Regions from separate parts of the Homo sapiens genome. Here region 2 is linked to region 1. A link is a contact called in ENCODE Hi-C data. All regions are on one chromosome and are shown on one strand. Each heading gives the region's core, a stretch centred on a gene start or an enhancer-like site at or near the end of the contact. The rest is flanking DNA. Distances are from core to core; before and after follow the strand shown.

The links. A loop is a pair of places that touch in the nucleus more often than their neighbours do. Pooled maps may share reads with other maps.
Region 2: a loop to region 1 is called in a map of A673, with 6 times the contacts of the local background. The contact joins two enhancer-like sites. A Hi-C loop is called at or near these places in 3 of 168 maps with a recorded cell type or tissue (A673, PC-9 and psoas muscle) and 9 of 50 pooled maps.

What each region holds. Positions count from the first base shown.
Region 1 is chr7:25,562,719-25,569,746 of GRCh38, reverse strand. No RefSeq gene overlaps it. Among named protein-coding and RNA genes, the nearest start is that of LINC03007, 220 kb to the left of the region's middle. Within about 2 kb of position 4,614, at least 4 of the 41 ENCODE cell types and tissues checked have a DNase peak (open chromatin) inside an H3K27ac peak, as active enhancers do.
Region 2 is chr7:26,365,355-26,372,382 of GRCh38, reverse strand. It overlaps SNX10 (sorting nexin 10), which reads right to left. Exons shown (of 7, transcript NM_013322.3): 6 at 350-562. SNX10-AS1 (SNX10 antisense RNA 1) reads left to right here. Exons shown (of 2, transcript NR_136272.1): 2 at 1-364. Among named protein-coding and RNA genes, the nearest start is that of LINC02981, 30 kb to the left of the region's middle. Within about 2 kb of position 2,707, at least 2 of the 41 ENCODE cell types and tissues checked have a DNase peak (open chromatin) inside an H3K27ac peak, as active enhancers do.

The sequences.
Region 1 (7,028 bases), core at 3,365-5,864:
AAAGAAAAAGGGTGAGTACAGTACAATAAGATATTTTGAGCCGGGTGCAGTGGCTCACGCTTGTAATCCCAGCACTTTGGGAGGCCGAGGAGGGCGGATCACTTGAGGTCAGGAGCTCAAGACCAGCCTGGCCAACATGGTGAAATCCCATCTCTACTAAAAAAAAAATACAAAAAAATTAGCCGGGCGTGGTGGCGTGTGCCTGCAGTCTCAGCTACTTGGGAGGCTGAGGCAGGAGAATCGCTTGAACCCTGGAGGCGGAGGTTGCAGTGAGCTGAGATCACACCACTGCACTCCAGCCTGGGCGACAGAGCAAGACTCCATCAAAAAAAAAAAAAAAGATATTTTGAGAGAAAGAGACCACAAGTAGGTAACTTTTACTGTAGTATATTGTTATAATTATTCTCTTTTATTATTAGTTATCCTTGTTAATCTCTTATTGTGCCTAATTTATAAATTAAACTTTACCATCGGTATGTATGTATAGGAAAAAATATCACAGACATAGGGTTTGGTACTATCCGTGGTATCAGGCATCCACTGGGGTTCATGAAACGTATCCCCCTCGGATAAAGAGGGACTACTGTAATGCTATTGATAATTGATGACCGCAATATCGACAACACCCACTGTTTATTACAAGCTTGCCACTCGTCGGTCACCCTGTTAACCGCCAGGGGTCGGTAGCGAGGCGGAGATGGACTTTCTGAATGCGGAAACACCAGCAGTAGCGGCAAAAGCAGAGACCTGGACAAAGGACTGTATACACTTGGAAGTATCTGAGGTGGGGGTGGGAGGTAGGGGACAGGAACGATTAGGTGTTAAACTCTTACGAAGTAGAAGAAAAGGCAGGAAGGCAAGTTGGAGTCAAGTTTAGAAGCATCTTCAATGGGAAGGGAAAATCTTTCTACCTAGTTCCGTGAGAAAATGTGGTGATAACAAAACACTTTGGAAGCGCTTTGTGATACCTGCTGTTCCAGTGTCCAACACGCACTGACTCACTATGAGAGAGGTACCAATGCAGTCACGTGAGGTGTCACTACGGGGAAATGTTCTGACACGTGCATGTTTAGCGATTTCAACGCCGTGTGAACGTCATAGAGTGTATTTACACAAACCTAGACCCAGAGTGTATTTACACAAACCTAGACCACAGAGTCCACCACACCCCTGGGCTGTGTGGCATAGCCTATTGCTCCTTGGCTACAAACTGGAACAGCGTGATACTGTGCTCAATACTGTAGGCAGTTGTAACACATGGTATTTGTGTATCTAAATATAGAAAACGCACAGTAAGATACAGCAGTAGATTTAAAACAAATGGTACAATGGTAAGTGTATGGGACACTTACCATGACTGGAGCCTGCAGGACTGGAGGTGGCTCTGGGTCCATGAGTGAGTGAGTGGTGGGTGAATGTGAAGGCCTGGGCATGACTGCACTATTGTAGGCTTTAGAAACACTGCACATTCAGGCTACACTGAGGTTATAAAATATCTTTTTCTTTGTTCAATAATAAATTAACCTTAGCTTACTGTAACTTTTTTGCTTTATAAACTTTTCAATTTGGACTCCTTTGTAATAACACTTAGCTTAAAACACAAATACATTGTGTAACTGTACAAAATATTTTTTCCTTATATTCTCATCCTATAAGCTTTTTTTCTATTTTTAAATGTGTTTATTTATTTATTTATTTCCTTTTTATATCACTACCTTCCACTCCCACATCTTATCCCATTGAAAGGTCTTCAGGGGCTAGAACACCCATGGAGCTGTCGTCTCCTGTGGTAACAGTGCCTTCTTCTAGAATGCCTCCTAGATGACCTGCCTGAGGCTGTTTACAGGTAACTTTTAAAACCATAAGTAGATAGAGTACACTCTAAAATAACAATTAAAAGGATAGTATAGTAAATGCATAATCTAAAATAACAATTAAAAGGATAGTATAGTAAATGCATAATCTAAAATAACAATTAAAAGGATAGTATAGTAAATGCATAAACTAATAACATAGTTTTGATTGACATTGTCACGTATTATGTACTGTACATAATTGTATGCACTATACTTTTACATGACCAGCAGCTCAGTAGGTTTGTTTACAGAAGCATCGCCACAAACGTGTGAGTAATGCCTACAGCGGTACGACAGCTATGATGCCGCTAGGTGATAGGAATTTTTCAGCTCCATTATAATCTTGTAAGACCACCATCATATATGCAGTCCGTCATTGACCAAAACATCATTATTATCTCTATTATCCCCATTTTACAGATGAGGAAACTGAGGCATAGAGAGTTCAGGAGACTTCCCAATGTTATACAGTGTGTGACAAAGCCCAGATTTCAACACCAGTATTTCTGGCTCCAAAATCTACCTCTTAATCACTCACAGAGACTACACCATTTGGCACCAGAGACCTGGATTCTCATCCTAGGCTCTGCATTCGCTCACTGGGAGACTTGAAGTCCTTCTCTGAGTCTCTGGTACCCTCAGCTTCCTCCTTCATGAAAATGGTTCATACCTTGTCTATCTTAAGGTGTCACTGTGTGGATGGAATGACACTGGGCACAGAAAGCATGAGTTACACTGCCTGGCACAGAGCAGATGATGCCCATAAAAGCTGGTTGCCCCCCAAAATGCCATGGGAAGTCATTTTGGGCCTTTAAGTGGGGCAATGAGATGACTGAACTTACACTTTCATATGTATGTTGGAAATACTCATCTTCCCTGATTAATCTGTCAGAGATTGATTGGAGCTGGGAGAGATGTGTTAGAAAGATATTGCAAGAATCCAGAGAACAGGCAGTGAGGGTCTTTGCAGGCACAGAGGCAGGGAGAAAGCAATTGCATTATTGAATCTAAGATTTTAGAGCTAAATAGACACTATGGGCCATATAGCACAAAATATCCTCATTTTATAGAACAAAGGGGCCCCTACCCAGACTTAAATGACTAGTCCAAGGAGAAGCTGTGGGGCTAGTTCAGGGCTTCTAATTTCCTGATTCACTGATTTGTCCTCAACTCAGCCAGTGCTGATGTCTCACTAGAGTTTTCAACTCTTAATAAAAATAACAAAGTATATCTATTTCATGTAAGTCATATACTTTCTACTCTTCAATAGCTTCCATGGACATTAATCCCATTTGATTTTGCCAATGACAACTCCCCTCGACCACCAAAGAAAGGTAGCACACTGGAGTTAGAATTATCCCCACACTCCAGATAGGTAAACTGAGGTGTGGAAGATGATTCTAATTTCTGCCTCAAATTCTCTCGTCTTTACTTCTACATTAATTCTTTACATTTTGCTTTTTAAATGTTACCACAATGTTGATACAGGAACGGTATTCACAAAATTTTGTCCTGAACAAAATTTCATAGGGCAGAGAGGCTTAAAAAAATGTAACTTCATTTAGAAAGGTTAATGGTTGGGGTTTACTTGAAATTATGTCCAAAGAAAGGATGCTGTGATCAATGGGAAATTGTATGTTTGTAGTTGTTCTGTTTTAATTATGGTGAATGAAAGTATATCTTGCTTAGAAAGTATGCTGAGATGCTATCTCTTTCTGTCTTCCTTCCAGAGGAAAGAAATCAAATCATATGTTTATAGAATTTGTTTTCTTGTCTGTGGCCGATTGCTAAATCCTACCACAGGAGGGCGCAGGAAATGTTAGGCGCTTTTCATAAAATGGACACTAGGTGGCGCCGCTCTGCTAGTTTTCTTCATGTCTGCTTTTAATTTCGTTTTTTTATTCCTTTGTTTAGTAGTAATTGTAATGGTTAGCTTTAGCGATGTAAAATGTATTTCTATTTTCCTATGCTTTTCTTAATATGTCTGGGTCTGTCATTTTGCCTTTATAAAAGTATGCTAAGAGAGGTAGAACTAGTTATTTATGTTAGTATGTTTTCTTTACATTACATAAATTAGTTGTATTTTCTTTCACAGTATTTTTCAGGAATTCAAATATGAGTCCAGATTGAGTTTTCCTTGTTGGTCTGTCATTGTCTCTTATTCTTTACAGTTTTATTGGAAATTACATATTAGTTTGATTTTAAAAGAGGAGACATAATTCTGAATCATATCAGAACAGCAAAAATCTAACATAGCTTGAAAGTGGAAAAGAAAAACAGGTAACAATAAAGGAGCTGGGAATGGATTCTCCTATTTAAATTTGCATAAGGAGGAGTTTCTCTCAGTCTTATTAATTATTTAGTGAATTAGTTGTGTGTCTGTGAATTATGCCCCTCTCTGGAGTTTGGATTCCTAATTATAAAAATGAGGCAGTTCCTCTAAACATTCTCAAAGATCTCTTGGCAATCTGAAAAGCAGTGAAATTATGAGTATATTAACAAACTTATGCCCCCTGCCTGTTCCAAACACAATTCTTGAACATACATGCATAGACTATGACTTTTCAAAAAATTCTAGATAATTCTCAGTGGCACAAAATATGCAGTTATGAGCCCCAGCCAACTTTTCAATCCGTGTTACTCAACTGGCGTTCTTGTGAGAATGAAGTCTGAACACCGAGGAATAAGTTGCCTGCCCTGGCAGAATCGCACCCCTGGAGCAGAACTTGCTGGCTCTGCCCGGGGACAGACTACGAATCCAACTCTGGCTCTGTTCCTGAGTAGCTGGGAGACACTGACTTGTCAATTAGCAACAGGCAGCGAGCTCCACAGCAGACCCCATGAGGAAGATGTGGAGAAGAAAAAGGCCAGGCCCTGTACCTGAGAATCTATGAGGGGCACGAGTTGTCCTGTCTTGGGAGGTTAGTAATACCGGGGAATAAGTGCCAAATGATATTGGATCTGTGTCCCTGACCTAACCCCTGCCCAAACCATTGCCCACAGCTGTGATCCTGAGAAGTGATGCTAAGCCACCACTGAGCACTGGCTGGGTCTGGGTGGAAATCATCGAATTAGGGCAGAGAAGAGCAGATGAAGGCTGGAGAGAGATGCTCATACAATTGCTTAACATTCTTTGCCAACTGACAGCGAATGTTAGACATCATGATCAAAGGTGTTATGTTTTCTATCGAACAAAAGAAAGTGGCAAAGCTGTAAATACATCAGGTTCACATAGTTGTTCACTAGCCTGGAAGCTAGTAATATGAAGTCTGCAAGGCAGTAAAAGTCCTCAAGACATGCCCTCCTGGATGAAGTCCACTGGAGCTGGTAAAACGTTGAGTGTGAGCTCATCAAACCAAACGGTGCATATGGAACCCTTTTAAATGCGCGTGTTGGTGTCACAGGGCTCTTTCTAACCTCTTATAAAATAGACAGAAACAGTTGCACATTTTAGCGAATGGTATGTCGACTGATCACCAAGACTAAATGAGTTGCTGAAAACTGTGAAGCCTGTTAATGTTACAAAAACAGTACACACTTGGAATAATTTTGTCCCTGCTGTCATATGGGCTGAACCTGGTAAAAATGTGCTGTGCCTTTCTGAGCCCCAGTGCACTTCCTGGTGATGTGGCCAGCACAGCCCCCGCTCTTCTGGGCTAGGGTTGTGCATGGGCTTTGGGGAAGCAGGAGATTGGAAGTGAGTGGTATAGAATCTGAGTTTGGAAGCTGAGGCACTGAAACGAGGGAAAGAGTGGGGGATGCACCAGCAGCCACTGAGGTGCAAAAGCCCATGAACCAAATCTTTGGTTTTTTTTTTTTTTTTGAGATGGAGTTTCGCTCACCGCCTGGTGTTCAAGCGATTCTCCTGCCTCAGCCTCCGGAGTAGCTGGGATTACGGGCATGCGCCACCACACCCGGCTGATTTTGTGTTTTTAGGAGAGATGGGGTTTCTCCTTGTTGGTCTGGCTGGTCTTGAACTCCCGACCTCAGGTGATCTGCCTGCCTTGGCTTCCCAAAGTGATGGGATTACAGGCGTGAGCCACCGCACCTGGCCCAAATCTTTGTAAATCAAGAACAGTTCATGTCGATTCAAGATGGTGGCAGCAGTGGCAGTGAACAAAGATGCAAGACTCCTTAGCAGAGAGCTGGCCTTCCTTCTTCCAGATTGATCTTAAACCAGTGATTCCCAAAGGGTGTTCCTGGGCACTCTAGCACTGAGGGATGTTAATGGATGAGGAGAATAAATGTTTTTTCAAATTCATTTGGGAAATGCTGGATTAAAAAAAGTCAACCACATTTATTTGCTTCTTGGAACCTTTAATACGCTACCACATATTACAACATTTTTAAAGGAATATTTATTGGGTAGGGTTTCCTAAACTTTTTGAGTTTGGAAACTTAAAAAAAAAAATCATTGAGTATCTCGTGACAAGTGTTCTGAGAAATACCTCTTGGAAAATAATATCCTAATGCATCCTATTTTATTTTGGATTAAATTCTATTTTAGCATTTTCACTGTAAAAATTTCAGGATAAAATAATTGACAGAAAAGTGAAGGATTTATTAAACGAACTTATTTGGTGACATGCAAGCAAAGCCAGAAGGATTATTTTGATTCGTTTGTTTGAATCAGTTGTGAGCATAGACACACTCCTAAAAGAGGCACTGGCCCCATATTTAGATTATTTTTCTCTCACTCAGCTCCACTAAGTTGCCTCTGCACTCCACACTGTCGGGCCTGGCCTAAATGCTGCCACTGCCTCGGAGCCTGGTGTCAGTTTGGCTGTCAGTCGAAGCAGATCTTCTGCTATGATGAGAATAAGAAGAATAAATACAGTTCCCGATTTCCAAGTCAAAGACAGTGCAAATTGATATTACACAGTAAAATGCAATGAGATTAAATCAATAACATCTGCAATAAGGCATAATGAAGGTAAAATTATATCTCTGGCTTCCTGAACAGCTGTGAATCTATTTTTAATGATCCTCATTTTTGGCAGTCAGCTAACAACTTCTAAAACGTCCTAGAAATTGGATTGTTAGGCAGATGAGCATGGCAGTGGCTCAGAATGTCATTAATTTCAGCCGCCTTATCCATCTGCATGGGTGAGACAGAGGCATGGAGAACTTACCCCTCACTCACCCACCAAGCACCCCACTCCCAGCCTTGGG
Region 2 (7,028 bases), core at 1,458-3,957, 800 kb before region 1:
GAGACAGGAAATTTGGACTTTTAATTAGCCATTTGGAGTGCAGTTGGGTATTTTTTTAGCTAGATAATTTAAACGCGAATAATTCAAGTCTGACTAAATGAAAGTCACATAATCAGAATGCAAATAATTGAATTTCTACTGCATTCATTAATTCAGTGTGGAGGTGTGTGTGAAGACTACTATGATGAGCTGTCACAGCTCAATAAAATCTCAGTCAATTAATTTTTTCATTATCTTAGTATTATATCAACAAAAAAGTGAAGTGTGTATATATATCTATACACGTGCATATGTGCATACTATGTATTATATAAATACATATACATTAAATCAAAATGCAAGGAAATACCTTTCTGAATCATAATCTATATCATTTTCTTTTTTTCCTTCTTCATCTTCTTCAGGGAAACGTCTATTCATTAAGGCAAACTTGTGAATTGCTTCTTCCACAGAGTACTTAGTCTGCCCAGAAACACACGCCTCAATGTCTTCTGAATTCAGATGGCTCTGTAAGAAGAGGTGAAGGCTGCTATCTGAAAGCAAAAGTGCATTCTGTAGGACTCTATATTAAAAAAAAAAGGAAAAATAATTGGTGAACAGGATGGTCAGTGATAGGGTAGAAGAAAGAAAAACATTAGAAAAGTACCACTGAAGGTAATTTCTCTACTGTGGTAAACTTTGTATCAATTATGGGCTCTGCCCATTAAGGGGAGGAAAGCATATGTTAACTTTTATTCAATTATTTGGAAATTTAGGTGGGTAAAAACATGAAGCTAATAGTTAAGAACATCTGTTAAAAGAATAACTTCAAGGACATTTCTTCAATTTACCCATCTCTTATTACCATGTGGATTAATTATGGAAATATTTTGCTTATATAGTCATAGAAAGTTATTCTACTTTAAAAAATTTACTGCCAACAGCATGTCAATTCAGTGATCTTTATGGGATAGGCTGTCATGAAACATCAAAACTTTCAACTACTATTAAAAATTATATGAAGAAAATACAATTCTCAGCATATTTTACATTTTAAAACTTTACAGTTATATACTTAAGGGCATGTTTACGACAGCTCATGAGAGAGATGGCTTTTTTTAATACTTAAGGTTAACTGTAAATTTCTCCAAAATCTTTAGGAGCACTGAATCTCTGTGTTGTCAAAATGAGCAACCAAATAAAATTGATCCCAGCCAACTTTACCATATATATAATTAAAATATGATAATTTTGTGATGAATACATACTGCTCTTCCCACATTTAAGATCAAAGTTTACAAAGACAGAACAGATTTCAACCAGGGCATCAGAACTACATGGAAGATTAAAAACTATCCTGTAGCAAAATCTACAGATGCTCAAATTCATATTAGTGAATGTGTTTTCTCTGAAATGCACATCTTAGAATATGAAATCAAATCAAAGTATACCTTTATATTTAAATAAAAACTGGTTTATCTTTTAGCAAAGATGTTGACATATGATCATTTAGTCTCTACTGATAGTTCAATAATTATGTAAGAGGAGACACTAAGACCAGATACAGGGGACAAAACTAACACACTAAAACCCAAGTAGAATTTTGTCCAACATAAGATTTTTCCGATATAACGATCTGTGAAAAATAGATCATGTATTTCAGACCAAATGAACCTTACCTTATATTCTGCTTGTTTAAACAAGTAATAAGGAAAGTAAATCTCTTTTGGCCATTAATATCAATTTAGTGAAAATCCAAGGTCATTATAATACCAAATCCTTTTCTACAAAATAAAACAATTATTTCTTAACAAAGGCAAAAATGCCTAAAAATGCACAGTATTAAAACCAAAATCTAGCTGTCCCCTTTGCTTCAGCAGGTTTACAGTTTGAGAAAATATTCTTTACTGGTCTATTAGAAGGAAAAGTAAAACCTTTGTGCTTTTTAAAAGGCAAAACCTCAAGCAAAGCAGCTAAATCCTTCTTTTTCCCTCTGTGTCCTCCGCCCTGGGTCCTCCCAAAAGATGACCATGTCACATGATAATGATTAATTTACCAAGTACAAGTAGCTAAGTAGTAAATCCCTCTTACTACTCTTTGAGATTTATTTTCTACATTTACAAATATTCACCATTCTTGTTTTTAAATACTTCAGATTAAGAGAAGAGTTATAGAGCAACAATCCATTAATACGAACTTGGATCGTGAAGTCTGTGAAGTCTGAGCAGAGTGTTTCCTGTGGCCTCTGTCAGCGGTTTCCTGCCTGCCATAAGTACAAGGAACTGTTCATGGGATTGTACTCGTGGCTTTGTTTCTGTTGGAAATGTGTTTTATTTTCTTTATAAAATAATGGGTAATCTTTAAAATTGATTTTAGATGGTTTGAGGCATTACACCACAACAGTAATGAGCACTAATGCCAATGATATTGGACACAAATTCATTTTAGCTTTATTTCATGTCTGAAGCAATTCTACTGAGCCTTGAACTGCTCACGTGTTGTTATTAACTTGCTAGTAACTTAACACATGGGTACAGCAAACAAAAGTGATCAGAGTCCAGGTTGATCGGGACCTCAAGGCTACTGTCCTTTTTCTTGAGCTATAATTCAATTTCCAATTTTACTGTACATTAGACTCATTATTTCCCAGCGTTTTCTTTTTCTGCTCAATACTGCCATCTGGAGGACACACAGATGAAAAGAGAAGGAGCCAGGCTCACCCAGCTCACAATTCCAAAGAGCCAGAAAGATGTGGCTGGGGAGGGGACATCTGAACACTCCCCCAGGCCTAGAGTTCAAACCAGTGAGTCGGCTAGGTACAGTTTTGGTTTTTGGAATCTCCTCTGTTTCTCTGGCTAAATTCATGCCACCATACTCCATGAGTTTTAAATAAGCAAAAATAATTTTTAAATGTATTTATATGCTTATTTTAGTCAGATAGTTCATTCTGAAATTTAAAATGAAAATTTTTGAGAGTGTTTTCCCATCTGGTTAGGTGAGCATAATTAATTTATTTTGAGTACTATTTGGCTTACTATCAGAGAGGGCTGTGACTGCCACCATCATAATATTAAATACTATTTTTTCCTTAGTCATGTTTGTGCCATATTTTCCACAAACAAATCTAATAGCCCAAAATCAATTTCAAACCTAATATAAAGAGTACTTTGTAAAACAGTCAATAAAATGTCATTTGTAGAAACCTCCATTTAAAAAGTATATGATTTTCAAACCTTTATAAAAGGAATAAAAAATAGCCTCTAGGATTTTAAAAGAATTTCTAGAAAGATATTTATAGTGCAAATCAGAAGTTATTCCTTTCCCCATAACAGTTTTAGACTAAACAAAGCAAAATCTGTTTTTTTTCCCTAAACTGGACACAGTTGAAAAGCACAGTTTTCCTCAACATGATTTTATTAGATGTATTATATGCTGGTTTAGCTGAGAATATATAGCTATGCAAAATCATTTCATCCTAACTAAGGATGTCCTGGGTCTGCTGAACCCAATACAATGATATATATACATAACTGCATAGTACATGGAAGGTTAGCAGTTTGATGTAGAAAAAAAAAATTAACTCAGCCTGTTTAGCTCTTACTATAAGAAAAAATAAAACCTACAAATCTTCATTGAAGACATTCATGATCTATGCTGTGGTGCCCTCTATTGAACACAAAGACATAAAAATCGTGTGTGTGTAAAACTAGCTGTCATGGTTCAACACTAGCCTTTTGTAAAAAATCTTTAATATTCCTTAATATTTGAAGAAATACAAAACCATGATACTAAAGTCTAAACTGTAGGGTAAATGTAGTTGTATTAATGGGATGAATTCAGTAAAGAAGGGAAGCGGCTCCCAGTCATGAACAAATCTATTCAAACCTAAATTGAAAATCCCATTCAAACCTAAAAATTAGTAGGAATTCCATTTTTCATAGTTAGAGACTTACTGAGTTTATATTTTTTAGCCTATAACTTTCTTTTCATAACTATTAGAAGGGACTTTAAGTTTATAATTACTCAGGGGCAAGAATACAAAAGGGAGATTATAGTTAAGACTGAAGAAAAATGAATATATTTGAAAAATCTCACAATCATACCAAATTTAGCCAGCATTTAAGAGTACTGCTAATTTTAAATTTGCCAGGTTCTGGGATTCATATAGTATGTCCATCTTTCCTATAATTTCTTTATCTATAAAACTGAGATAATACCCAACTCCTAAGATTTTTAGTACTGAGACTAAAACATGTAAAATGCCAAACACGTAGAAAGTGTTCGATAAATGGTAGAAATTATTCTTATTTGGCACCTAGTCAAAGAAACAATTTTCCAATTCCTCTACAAAGATCAGTACTTTCTTATTACATATGTATCATTTCACAAATGACCTTAAAGAAAAATAGGTATATATACACATATACAAAGACATTGTGGTTTCAAAAGGTTTGAACATATTTAGTGCTTCTGGTTCATAACTTCAAAACTCACATGAAAACCAGGCTTTAAAAATGCATGCGAAAAACCTACAATACAAGCATGTTTCCATGTTTTAATGCTGTGGTTCCTAAAATTCCTCTACAAACAAGGTACAGGCTATTGATGGCTGGCCCTACTTAACAGGTAACCAGTGGGGGCTCAGAGGATGTCAAACTGGGGCCAAGACACAGTGCCAAGGTACACATCACATCCAGTTCCCTAGAGTGGACCCTGGTTGGGTGAGGGGAGGGGGCACCAGGGGCAAAGACATGGAGGGTACTACCTTACACAACCCGGGCAAGCACAGATCTGAGGGACACAGAAGGGAGGCTGGGGAGGGTCAGCAGGGGCCGCAGAGCTCAGTTCAGGCCTGAAGCCAGCCCTGTGGTATTTGACTCCTCACTTCCTTCAGGTTTAGGCTGTGTGGAAGCACCAGCTTTCATTTTTAAAGTGAAATATTAACTTGTAGACAAATGTTCACATACCACAGGGGAACAAATGATATCACAAGAGAACCCCCTGCCAATTCCATGATTTGACAATCCAATCGGATGACAATCCAGATTCAGTGTTAATGAATCTAGCCGTAGCCCTGGATGTGTACACAGTGCTCCCCCTAGAAGGAAGTGTCAGGACAAGGACTTGTTCATTCTGTGCAGTCCTATGTCCGTGGCACGCAGCCTGGCCCAAAGCATTCACTTAATAAACATCTATTGAATGAAGGATCGCTGCATGGTTTTTAGAGTTTTTTTCAAGTCCTTTTCATCTGTAGGACACAACCACCCAGTGAGGTTGGCTATGTGTGGGTACTATTATCCCACTCTATAGCAAACAAAGGCTTAAAAGGAATGAAGTGACTGTTCCAAGGCTCACATGCAGCTAGAAAAAAAACCAGGAACCATGATTATGGGAGACCTAGAACCCGGCTCCTTGAGTTCCTGAACCAGGACACTTTCTACTATGACATCTGCATCAAACACAACCAGCAAACAGTCAAACCATGCACTATGCAAAAATAACCTGGCACAAGCATAACCCCACTATGGCTGAATGACACTCACAGGGTCATTCATTTGGGTAGATCAACTGTGGATAGAAAGGTTGTGTTCAAAACAACGAAGTAATTCCTGGTCAAAAACACATACCCTGCACTTAACCAGCAATATAATTCAGAGGTACGTGCTGCCTTCTGACCTGAAATAAGACTTCCCTACAGAAGACAAGATGCCACAGCTCCCCGAGGACAACATGTCCTACACTAGAGTGACAGGCAATTCTGTAGAATTGTGTGGCAGGGACCACATCTCAAGGGAGAGGCCATCAGCCACCTGGGCCTCATAGAGACAACAATTAAAATCAGAGGCCTCCTCTAGGGGAAAGGGCAGGAAAAACTTGGCCAGGTCTCTGTCCTGCCATGCCTGTGATACCCCCCAAAAATACAATGAAATGTTTTCGGAGGACTTGGCTCTGCTAATCAGTTCTTCTGGTCTCTTGCCATGTTTATTCCTCTGGCTTCTCTTCATTGGCCCACTCTCCCTCAATTTATAATCTTGGATCTTTCTGTATGCCTCTAGGACACCTTCAAAGAAAAGGCACTAAGTCAATCTAATAGAAATAAATATTAATATTAATGTGCATACTTAATATCCAAACCCTTTATGAGAGAGCCAAATGGGGAGGAGGCAGTATATTTATTTCAGGCTAGCTCTAAGGTCCTATTTAGTGAACCCCAAAGGAGATGACTTCAGATCCTGAAACTACTAGAAAAAGAAACAGTTCAGGAGACTGGGTCCTGTCAGTAACTAGTAGTCATATGACTCAGCCTATTTCCTTATCTACAAAATTGGAAATTAGGAAAGCAAAAGCTGTCTCATGTCTAAGTGCATTAAGATAATAACAGCCAACATGAAGATAGCACACACTGCATGCCAGACACTGTCATGAGTGCTTTACAGTCACTAACTTGTCTAATCTTCTCAACAACCCTATGAGGTAGGTACTATGATTACCCCATTTTATAGATGGGAAGACACAGGCAGAGGAGGTAAATGATCTGCCCAAGCCCCCAGCTAGTAAGTGGCAGAGCGAGGATCTGAACTCAGGTAGCCTGGCCTCGGAGTCTAGGTGTAAATCAGCGTGCTATATGGCCTCTAGCATTCTGGGTATTCCAGCATTCCAGAGAGTGGATTGGGGGAGGGAAATCACTGGTAGTGTGAACTCAGGCAGCTTTAACGGCAATACCCACCATCACAGAGTAATCCAGAGTTAATAACTCACTGAGACTGTTCACACGCCACCAAATACTCCTTTATAAACATTCCCTTCAAAGATCAGCGTTAAACTATTAGAGGAACCCAGAAGGATATTAGCAGCCCGTTACTGAGCTGATTTTGGTCTGTAAATTCTAAGCATTGTAAAGAAAGACAGTTTTTAAGAAGTGCCTTTTGATGATTAGGCATATTTGTTTCCTGGCAAATTTTTACTTTTGTCAGCTAAACGCCCAGGTAATTTAGATCTGCTTGACAGCTTAAAGGACCAGATATTTAATTCAATTTGTTCATTGTTTT